2 separate regions of the Homo sapiens genome follow, and region 2 is linked to region 1. A link is an interaction called in ENCODE POLR2A ChIA-PET data of the cell type or tissue named here. Cell type or tissue: PC-9. All regions are shown on one strand.

Evidence for each region. ChIA-PET counts read pairs that join two places held together with the same protein. Peaks named below come from ENCODE experiments on the same cell type or tissue, not always from the same donor. Only the 100,000 strongest peaks of a DNase experiment are listed, where the experiment ranks them.
Region 2: POLR2A ChIA-PET joins it to region 1 with 18 read pairs; 3 of 35 experiments call an interaction of 5 or more read pairs at or near these places.

Annotation. Positions count from the first base shown.
Region 1 is chr20:38,048,385-38,053,384 of GRCh38, forward strand. It overlaps RPRD1B (regulation of nuclear pre-mRNA domain containing 1B), which reads left to right. Exons shown (of 7, transcript NM_021215.4): 3 at 1-97. Among named protein-coding and RNA genes, the nearest start is that of RPRD1B, 17 kb to the left of the region's middle. In PC-9, no CTCF peak of the experiment used is centred here; no DNase peak of the experiment used is centred here; H3K27ac peaks cover 507 bases.
Region 2 is chr20:38,350,325-38,355,324 of GRCh38, forward strand. It overlaps LBP (lipopolysaccharide binding protein), which reads left to right. Exons shown (of 15, transcript NM_004139.5): 3 at 487-615; 4 at 3,960-4,115. Among named protein-coding and RNA genes, the nearest start is that of LBP, 6.3 kb to the left of the region's middle. RefSeq lists enhancers at 3,588-4,148, 4,149-4,708. In PC-9, no CTCF peak of the experiment used is centred here; no DNase peak of the experiment used is centred here; H3K27me3 peaks cover 230 bases.

The DNA of each region.
Region 1 (5,000 bases):
TTGCTGAACATCTGGCAAGAACGAAGTGTGTATGGCGGCGAGTTCATACAGCAGCTGAAGCTGTCTATGGAGGACTCCAAGAGCCCTCCCCCCAAAGGTAGAAACATCACCACATGTTTACAGCTCTTGGTCTTTGCCTACTTTCGAATCAAATATGAAAAGCTGCAGTGGGGTTTGCTGTGAACCACCAGCGATTTTATGATTCTTCAGAGAGACAGATGATCATGAATGATGGTGAGAATTTATGTAGTGCTCACAGCGTGTAAGCCTGGTTCTAGTATTCATGCTATTCATCCTCTCACACCCTGACTTTTGCTCTCTGTTCTCCTTGGCTTGCTTCTGTCTTTCAGAGACTTTCCTTGCACAAGGAAAGGAACAACAAAGTTGTTCAGAGTTGTGGTGAACTAGGAAGTAGCCTGGACTAAGATTTTGTCCTTGCTCTGCCATTAACTACAATAGGACCTTGGATAAGTTTCTTAGCTTTTTAAGAACTTGATTTAATTAAATGTAGATGTGCTTTTGAAACATATCCTTAGGATTGTCAGCATGGTGTCTGTCTAAAGTTGATTGTTTGTTTGTTTTGGAGACAGAGTCTCACCCTGTCATCCAGGCTGGAGTGCAGTGGCGTGATCTCGGCTCACTGCAACCTCCGCCTCCTGGGTTCGAGCCATTCTCCTGCCCCAGCCTCCTGAGTAGCTGAGATTCAGGCACCTGCCACAACACCCGGCTAATTTTTGTATTTTTAGAAGAGACGGGGTTTCACCATGTTTGCCAGGCTGGTCTCAAACTCCTGACCTCAAGTGATCTGCCCGCCTCGGCCTCCCAAAGTGCTGGATTACAGGTGTGAGTCACTGCGCCCAGCTTAAAACTGATTTTGATCTTTACTGAACCCAGGATATCTTTAGGAAGTGCATCTGTGTGTGAATTTTGCAAAGCCCTTAATAAGAGCTTATATTATTTTTTCTTTTTTCTTTCTTTTTTTCTTTTTTTTTTTTTTTTTTTTTGAGACAGAGTCTTGCTTTGTTACCTGGGCTGGAGTGCGGTGGTATGATCTCAGCTCACTGCAACCTCCGCCTCCCGGGTTCAAGCAGTTCTTTGCCTCAGCCTCCCGAGTAGCTGGAATTACAGGCACCTGCCACCATGCCCAGCTAATTTTTGTATTTTTGGTAGAGACAGGGTTTCACCATCTTGGCCAGGCTGGTCTTGAACTCCTGACCTCGTGATCCACCCGCCTCAGCCTCCCAAAGTGCTGATATTATAGGCGTGAGCCACCTCACCTGGCCTATTTTTTTCTTTAAAGAGTAAGATCAAATGTTGTTTAGTTACTTGGCTTCTGGTTAGTTGTGGTTTAATTCTAGTTGGCATGACATGTTTCTTAGCTACAGATCTGATCTGCCTGCATACATGTTTCCTGGAGGATCGAGTCCAAGTACTGATAGTATTGAAGACCCTTTCTATCTGAACTAGCCTGTTTTTCCAGATTCTTCTCCTGCCACTTCCTCACTTACACTGTATTCTTTGGCCAAACTGAATTGCCGACAGTTTACCCTCTGGATGCTCTGTTGGCACTGCTTCCTTTCCATCTGCTGTTACCTCTACTTGATGTCCTTCTACCGCTTTCACTGTGTGATGAACTCATTCTCCAAGAATGCAACTCTCATTCTGACATCTTCCCTGGCTTGTCTGGGCCCATGTGGTCATTCCCTCCTTGTTCTCTGGTACTTTATACATGCATCTGCTATAGAACCTAGTCATGATTAGCATGTGTGACAGTATCCTTCACTGAGTAACCCTTTTGTGTACCCTTCATGATCCTTTCCAGGTCTGGAATTATTTGCATTTTGCAGTGGGTAACTTTCCTGTGAAACCAAAGGTTAGAGGCTTTCTGTGAATGACATAAGTGCTTTCAGACTGCAGGTCATTGTTGTTTTACTTGGTGTTGCTAGAAGATAATTTTAGGATCACTCAGGTGATTGGTAGCTTCTGAAAAGCAAGATGTTTCCTGCTTTGGATTCTGGTGTTTTTATTGTGTCCTTTGGAGGTCTTCAGTACAGCTTTGGGGAATTACTCAGCATTCTTTACTCTGCCTTAGAGTTCATTGGTAAACAGTGCTGGTTTTTAAGAACACCTTTGGGCAAGTAGGAGAGCCTTGAAAGAGGATGTTTGAAGCTAATGTTGAATTTCAATTTAATGTACATTTGCTGGACACATACTTTGAATAAACAGATATGCTAGATGCTATAGGAAAGAGGGAGAAAAGAGTGAGGAATAGGTTTGCACTCTGGGAATGTGTGGAATTTGTGGCAGTGATAGTATTGGGAATAGCTTCAGTGGGTTTCTGATTTTTTTTTGAAAGTCTAGACAGACATTAACAATAATAGAGGCAGTTTCCTCTAGGTAGAGGATAATGCTAATCTAAAGATAATTTCTCTTTCTCTATTCTATAAAGATGAAAACACACATCAAAAGATTTCAACATGTGTGTTAGTCCCAGCTGACTCACTCTGTCTTCACTCTCTGGACCTGAGTTATCAGAATATTTTACCACAGTCCTTTCAAATGTTGATGAGTTCTCGAGAAGTTTATTTCCAAATTTGAGTAGTCCTTTTATATTCCAGCTTTGATTCATGGGTAATTCTTTGTCTTCAGGCAACTTCATGGAGTTTACCTCTGAAATAAAAATTTTTCTATGGAACTTTGACAGTTCTTACAACATTAGAGAATGCATGAGCTTAGGAATTCTGTTTTAGAACTGGGTATTAAGTTTATAAACCTGTCTCTCAAGGTGTTCTAAAGGTGTCTCTCAAAACATCACACTGTACCCTATAAATATATACAATTATTATTTGTCACTTAAAAACAAAATTTAAAAAGTAAGAAAAGGAGAAAAGTTCTCTACTCTTGAGAATACTCAAGGTGTTGCTTGACTGAATGGAACTTTTTTATTTGAGCCACATGTGACTCATGTAGTATACGGTTGTAGAAGGATTTAGAGAGAGAGGGTAGATACAAAGGGACTAGCATTTATTGAGCATCCGTTATGTACCAGCCTCTGCTGGCTGCTTTTCATATTAATTTGTTTTAGATCCTTACAACTACTCTGTGAATTTGGTATTATTTTCATACTTTAGATGAGGATACTGGCTCAAAAAGGTATAGTAATTTTGTTCAGAGAGAGATAATTGGTAAGTGGCGAATTCCCAGGTCTATACGACTTTAAAGCTGATATTCTTCACACTGTCGTATTTCCTGAAAGCACACGGTTTCAATATTGGTAGGAATTTTGGTAGGAATTTGTGAGTAGGTTACCCAGCTTTCCTGGATCTTAATATAGTTTAGCTATTCAGGCTTCCACAGTATGAATCCTAGCTGTCATTTCTTTTTTGAGATGAAGTCTTGCTCTGTCGCCCAGGCTGGAGTGCAATGGCGGGACCTCGGCTCACCGCAACCTCTGCCTCCCAGGTTCAAGTGATTCTCCTGCCTCAGCCTTCCAAGTAGCTGGGATTACAGGCATGTGCCACCACGCCTGGCTAATTTTGTATTTTTAGTAGAGATGGGGTTTCTCCATGTTGGTCAGGCTGGTCCCGAACTCCCAACCTCAGGTGATCCGCCCACCTCGGCCTCCCAAAATGGCAGGATTACAGGCATGAGCCACCACACCCGGCCCCTAGCTGTCATTTCTAAAGCTCTGTGACCTTGGCCATGGCATTTGATCCTTCTGAAGCTCAGATCCTCACTGTACAATATGGCTATTAATGGTAATACCTTCTAGGATAGTGATGAGGATTACTTGAGATAATGCAGGTAAGATATTATCAGTGGGGCAATGATACGAGTTTTGTTTGCCCCTGCCAGTTCTAGTATCTAATGTGCTGAGTTTCTATATATGAACTGGTCGCAAAAGTAAGAAGAGGTTTTTAATATTTTCAGTCCCCCAGTTTTTGTGCGAGGCTGGAGAACATGGTAGCTAAGAGTATGAGTTCTAGGCACAACTTCCCTGGGTTTATGCCTGGATTTGGCTACTCAGTTCAGTGAGATGATAAGGGTAGACAGCTTGTAGAACTGTGCCTCAAATGTTAGACCTTTATCTGTTGTAGGTTCTTTTCTCTCCACAAGTAAAGTTTAATGTGCCTTATTAAAATGTCCTTTATTATGCAGGGATGGAGCAAAGAATGAGGGAGCTGTTGCAAACAATATTTCCTGATCCTTTTCTCATTATAAAAGTAATATAAAGTCTATAGGTGTGGTTTTTTTTGTTGTTGTTAACTAGTCAATTGAAGCAGTGGGAGTAGAGAAGGAACAAAAAAACCTGTAACTGATTGCGATCAATTAGTTGTAAACACTGCTGCACTCGGACCAAACGCGGTGTTTTTTTTTTTTTTTTTTTTTTTTTTTTAAATCACAGAAAATTTCAAGTGGATCCTCTAGAAGATCCAGCTTTACGGTAGATGGCTGCATATTATAATGTGATTTGGGAACCTGCAGGCCAGCTTTTTGCCTTAAGATTAGTTTCACAGTCTGCCATTGTGTCTGAAATTCTCCCACAATCAGGTTGTAAGAGGCATACCATAAACCCTTAGGTAACGAGGATTACTTAAGGTTAGCTGAGTACAAGGCCTGCTGGAGACACAGGGACAAGTTGGAGGATAGAATAGAAGGTGCCCAGTATGAGGACAGAAGGACTTTGGCTACCCCCACAGTTTGTCCTGCCTGTAAACAGAGTGGTTGAGTGAGTGAAAAAGGGAGAGTAAATATATACCGTGGTAGAAGCTGAATTGATAGTGGAAGGCTTACCTTAAATTCAGATGTAGAAATGGAACTGACACATATTCTAGTTTTTAAAATAATTTTAATTTTTAAAAAAATGTATAGCTTTTGAAAAGGAAACCTGGAAATCCTAAGTTATTTTTAATGGCTGTCTGACTAGACTGACAATACCAGGCACTATAACTGCTGACTTCGTAGCAGTGATAGTCATTTCTGGCCTAGCACTAGCATTT
Region 2 (5,000 bases), 300 kb after region 1:
TTCTTTTCCCACTGTGACAACCTTGCTGACTTTTTTGGGGTCTTATCTTAAGGCTGCCACCATCTTCCCTGAATCTGTTTCCCCCCTACCTGGATGTATTGAGAGAGAGGAGGGTTAGCAGGAACTGCAAACCCAAAGGGATATGTCTACGGACCTTCTCAGGATGCCACCGGGGGTCATTAGATTCATGGGTTCTGATGCAGACTGCAAAACCGTGAGCAATTGCATCCCTTCCTCAAGGTTCTATTTCCCCCTTTGTGGAAAGGGAGCAAGAACACTGCTGACCCCTTCAGTGTGGCCCATATGGCATGAAGAAAGTAACGTGCTTAGCATGGTCATAAGATCGATGCCTGGGGCACAGCAGGTGCTTACCTGGAGCAGATCCTGCTGGTCTAGTCCCCACTGTGGAGAGGGGAGGCGCAAGGTCCCTGGTGAGGCTGGGTCCAGGCCCAGGGCTGACACCTCCTTCCATGTCTCTCCCTTCAGCCTGAACATCCACAGCTGTGAGCTGCTTCACTCTGCGCTGAGGCCTGTCCCTGGCCAGGGCCTGAGTCTCAGCATCTCCGACTCCTCCATCCGGGTCCAGGGCAGGTGGAAGGTGCGCAAGTCATTCTTGTAAGTTGGCTCTGCTCCCAGGCCCTGGAGCTCTTGGCCTTGGCCTTCGCCCCATCCTTCTTAGGTCCAAGGTGTTCCTAGCTTATCAGAAAGGCCACGTGATGGACAGATGGAGTCCAAGCCCGGAGGTGGCCTGGGGATTGAGTCCTGGCTCTTGGATGAGTGTCTTTCTGTCTCTGAGTCTCTACTTCCTCATCTCCCAAAGGGGACGGGCCTGCTTCCTTGATGGAGTCATGGGAGGGCTAAGTGCGGTAATATCATGTCTCCTTGGTTTGCTTCCCACAGAAGCAGACTTTAGGGCAAGAATTCCAGTGCAATACTTTATCTTGGAAGCGATCTGAGGAAACCCACAGGGGAGTGGGGAAGTGAGGAAGGGAAGGGAAGGGAAGGAAGTCAGCCTGGTGGGCAAGTGAAGCTCTGTCTAGCTGGGGAACTCAGGGACAGCGGAGAACACGCCTCTGAGTTACTCCAGCCCCACGCTGTCACCCCGTCCTCCTGCTTGCCATTGGCCAAGGGCTGCTTCCAGGGGCTCTGGCTCTCAGGCACTTTGAACAGTTCTCTGACCTCAGAGGCACTTGGATGGAAGGGGTATTCATGTGCTAGGGCTGCCATAACAAGCATAGACTGGGTGGCTTAAGCAGAAATGTGTTTTCTCACAGTTCTGGAGGCTGAGGGCCAAGGTCAAGGTTTTGGCAGGCCTGGTTTCTTCTGAGGCCACTCTCTTTGGCTTGCAGATGGCTGCCCTTTGGCAATGTCCTCACGTGGTCTTTCCTCTGTGCTCAAGAAATCCCATTTCTGAGGCCATGCACGTTGGCTCACCCCTGTAATCCCAGCACTTTGGGAGGCTGAGGCGGGAAGATCACTTGAGGTCAGGAGTTCAAGACCAGCCTGGCCAACATGGCAAAAATCAGTCTCTACTAAAAATGAAAAATAAATTAAAAATTTAAAAATTAGCCAGGTGTGGTGGCAGGTACCTGTAATCTCAACTACTCAGGAGGCTAGACAGAAGAATCGTTTGAACCCTGGAGGCAGAGGTTGCACAGAGCTGAGATCATGCCACTGTACTCCAGCCTGGGGGACAGAGCGAGACTCCATCTCTAAAAAAAAAAAAAAAGAAAAAAGAAAGGAAAGAAACCCCGTTTCTCTCTGTATGTCCTAATCTCTTTTTATAAAGACACTAGTCACATTGGATTAGGGCCCACCCTAATGGCCTCATTTAAATGTAATCACCTCTTCAAAGGGCCTATCTCCAATACTGTGACATTCTCAGGTACTGGGGATCAGAGCTTCAACATCTGAATTTGGGAGGCAGGTGGTGACACAGAGCAGCCCATAGCAGAAGGAACAGCCCAAATATGGGTGATATGACCATATTTATACTTCAGACCTGCACTGCCTAAAATAGAAGCCACCAGCCATGCCTTTACTGAGTACTTGAAAAGTGCCTGGTACAAGTTGAGATCTACTCTAAGTATGCAACACTGGATTTGAAGATTTAGGATTAAAAAACAAACAAACAAACAAAAAAACAGCAGCTGAGCACGGTGGCTCATGCCTGTAATCCCAGCACTTTGGGAGGCTGAGGCAGGTGGATCATTTGAGGTCAGGAGTTCAAGACCAGCTTGGTCAACATGGTGAAACCCCATCTCTACTAAAAATACAAAAATTAGCTGGGCGTAGTGGCGCATGCCTGTAATCTCAGCTACTTAGGAGGATGAGACAGGAGAACCGCTGTAGCCTGGGAGGCGGAGGTTGCGGTGAGCCAAGATCACGCCACTGCACTCCAGTCTGGGCAAGAGAGTGAGACCCTATCTCAAAATAATTAATTAATTAGTTAATTAAATAAAATAAATTAGCCACCACACCTGGCTAATTTTTAAAATTATTTATTATAAATAAATAAATCTCATTAATATTTTTTATATTGATTACATGTTGAAATCATACTATGTATTACTAAAATTAATTTCAGCTCTTTCTTTTTATCTTTTTAATGTATCTTCTGGAAAATTTAAAATTACATGTGTGGCTCTCATTCTATTGCTTTAGAAAGACGGCTGGTTTATATGTTACCTACATATGCACATTTGTTCTAGTTCCATGAAAGGAACTGGCCACACTCTCTTACCCTGGCTTTTGTCACTGAAGTATCTTAAATATCTCTTTCTATGGGCATATGACTATCTACCTCATTTTTTTTCACTTTTTTGAATGTGCTTTTAAAAATTGATAGGAAATTCACGGAACATAAAATTGATTATTTGAAAGTATACATTCAGTGGCATGTAGTACATTCACAATTTTGTGCCATGTCCACCCCTATCTGACTCCAAAACATTTTCATCATCCCAAGAGAAAATTCCTTACCCATTAAACAATCATTCCCCATTTCCCTTCCCCCAGCTCCAGACAACCACCACTGGGGTTGGAGACTCCTGGAATAGACCACATTTTGCCCCATTGTTCTCAAAGGCTGCATAACATTGGGTGCCCACAGCTTATTCAACCTGTCGCTGCTAGCGGACATGTAGGCTGCTTCCTTTTTTTTTTTTTTTTTTTTTTTTTTTTGCTACTGCCTATGATGCTTCAGTGAGCTGCCCCACACCACGCGTATATCTTGGCAGGAAGAGCTACGGGATAAAGGCTTAGAAGTTAAATTACTGGGCCAAAGAGTATGTATGTTAGAACGAGGAGAGATCTCACTGATTTGTGTTTCAGAAAGCTTGTGCCAATGTGCACTCTCCCAGCCACAGTGTCTGGGACTTCTGTTTACTCGTACATTCAATAGCATTGAGTACTAAAACTTCAAAAGTTTTTTTTGAATCTGATAGGCGAGAACTGGTGTCATTGTTATTTTCATTTTTAATGACTTTTACATGCTTATTTTGTACTGCATTTCCTGTTCATATCTTTTTTTTTCTTTTGAGTTGTTCTTTCTTTCCTTGTTAATTTATATTGGCTTGTTCTTTGTATATTAGGGAAATAAGCCCATATATTAAGGAAATTGGCTCTTTAGATGTCTCATACTGCAATTTTTTTTTTACTTTACATATGGCATTTTTTTTGTCCACTGAAGTTTTAATTTTCTATGCCGACAAGTTTATCAAGGATTTCCTTTATGGCTTATGAGACTTGGATATTGCCTAGAAAGGCCTTCATCCAGCCCTGCCTGGAAATACTGGATCTGGGCTTTCTTCTAGATCTTTTATGGCTTTATTTGTTATTCTTAAATCTCTGCTCAGCTCCATGTATTTGGAGGTCAGAACTGAGCCTTCTATTTTCCCCACAAATGGTGGCAGACCCCTGGTCTAGGAACTAACCATGGCTTCTCTTACCTCCTCCAGCAAACTACAGGGCTCCTTTGATGTCAGTGTCAAGGGCATCAGCATTTCGGTCAACCTCCTGTTGGGCAGCGAGTCCTCCGGGAGGCCCACAGTTACTGCCTCCAGCTGCAGCAGTGACATCGCTGACGTGGAGGTGGACATGTCGGGAGACTTGGGGTAGGTCTCCATCGGGGCACTGCCAGCTGGACTCCTGGTTGCAGCTCCCGGCCAATCCAGCGCTCAGCCTGGCCTCCGATAATTGCAATGATCCAGGTGGCTTGCACAGGCACTTGAAGATCATTCTCTGGGGAACCCTGTTGAGATGAACAGACTTAAGCCAGGAATATTGGTGCATCATTTTCATTAAAAAAATAAACTTTCATTCACCTGACAAGGGGACCCTTGTCAGGTGAATGAAATCTGGCTATTTGGAGGAACACAGAAACTTTGGTTGAAGGAGAGTTTGCGAAAAACATACAAGTCCTTGGACAAGTCATTTCATCTCTTCTAGTCTCAGTTTCCTTGATTAGAAAAGTGTGACCGGGTGTGGTGGCTCACGCCTGTAATCCTAACAATTTGAGACGCCAAGGCAGAAAATCGCTTGAGCTCAGGAGTTCAAGACCAGCCTGGGCAACGTGGTAAAACCTGTCTCCACAAAAAAATACAAAAATTAGCCAGGCATGATGGCACATGCCTGTAGTCTCAGCTACTTCAGGGGCTGAGTTGGGAGGATGGCTTCAGGCCAGGCGACAGAGGTTGCAGTGAGCTGAGATTGTGCCACTGCACTCCAGCCTGGGTGACAAGGTGAGATCCTGTCCCCCACCCCCCCGCAAAAGAAAAGAAAAATGTGGATTCTCAAGCCGCTTCCCCAAATCTGCTGAATGTGATCATGCGATTGGGTGCCGCAGGCACTGGGAAGCCAGACACACCGAATCAGGCTGGATGTGCTGGGACACAGCAGGGCGCCGGGAAGGGGTGGAGAGGGCTCCCTTTGTGGACTGGCCTGACCAGGGACCAGGGCCTGGCTTTCCCAGGCACCCGGCCATCCCCAAGTTCAGTGGC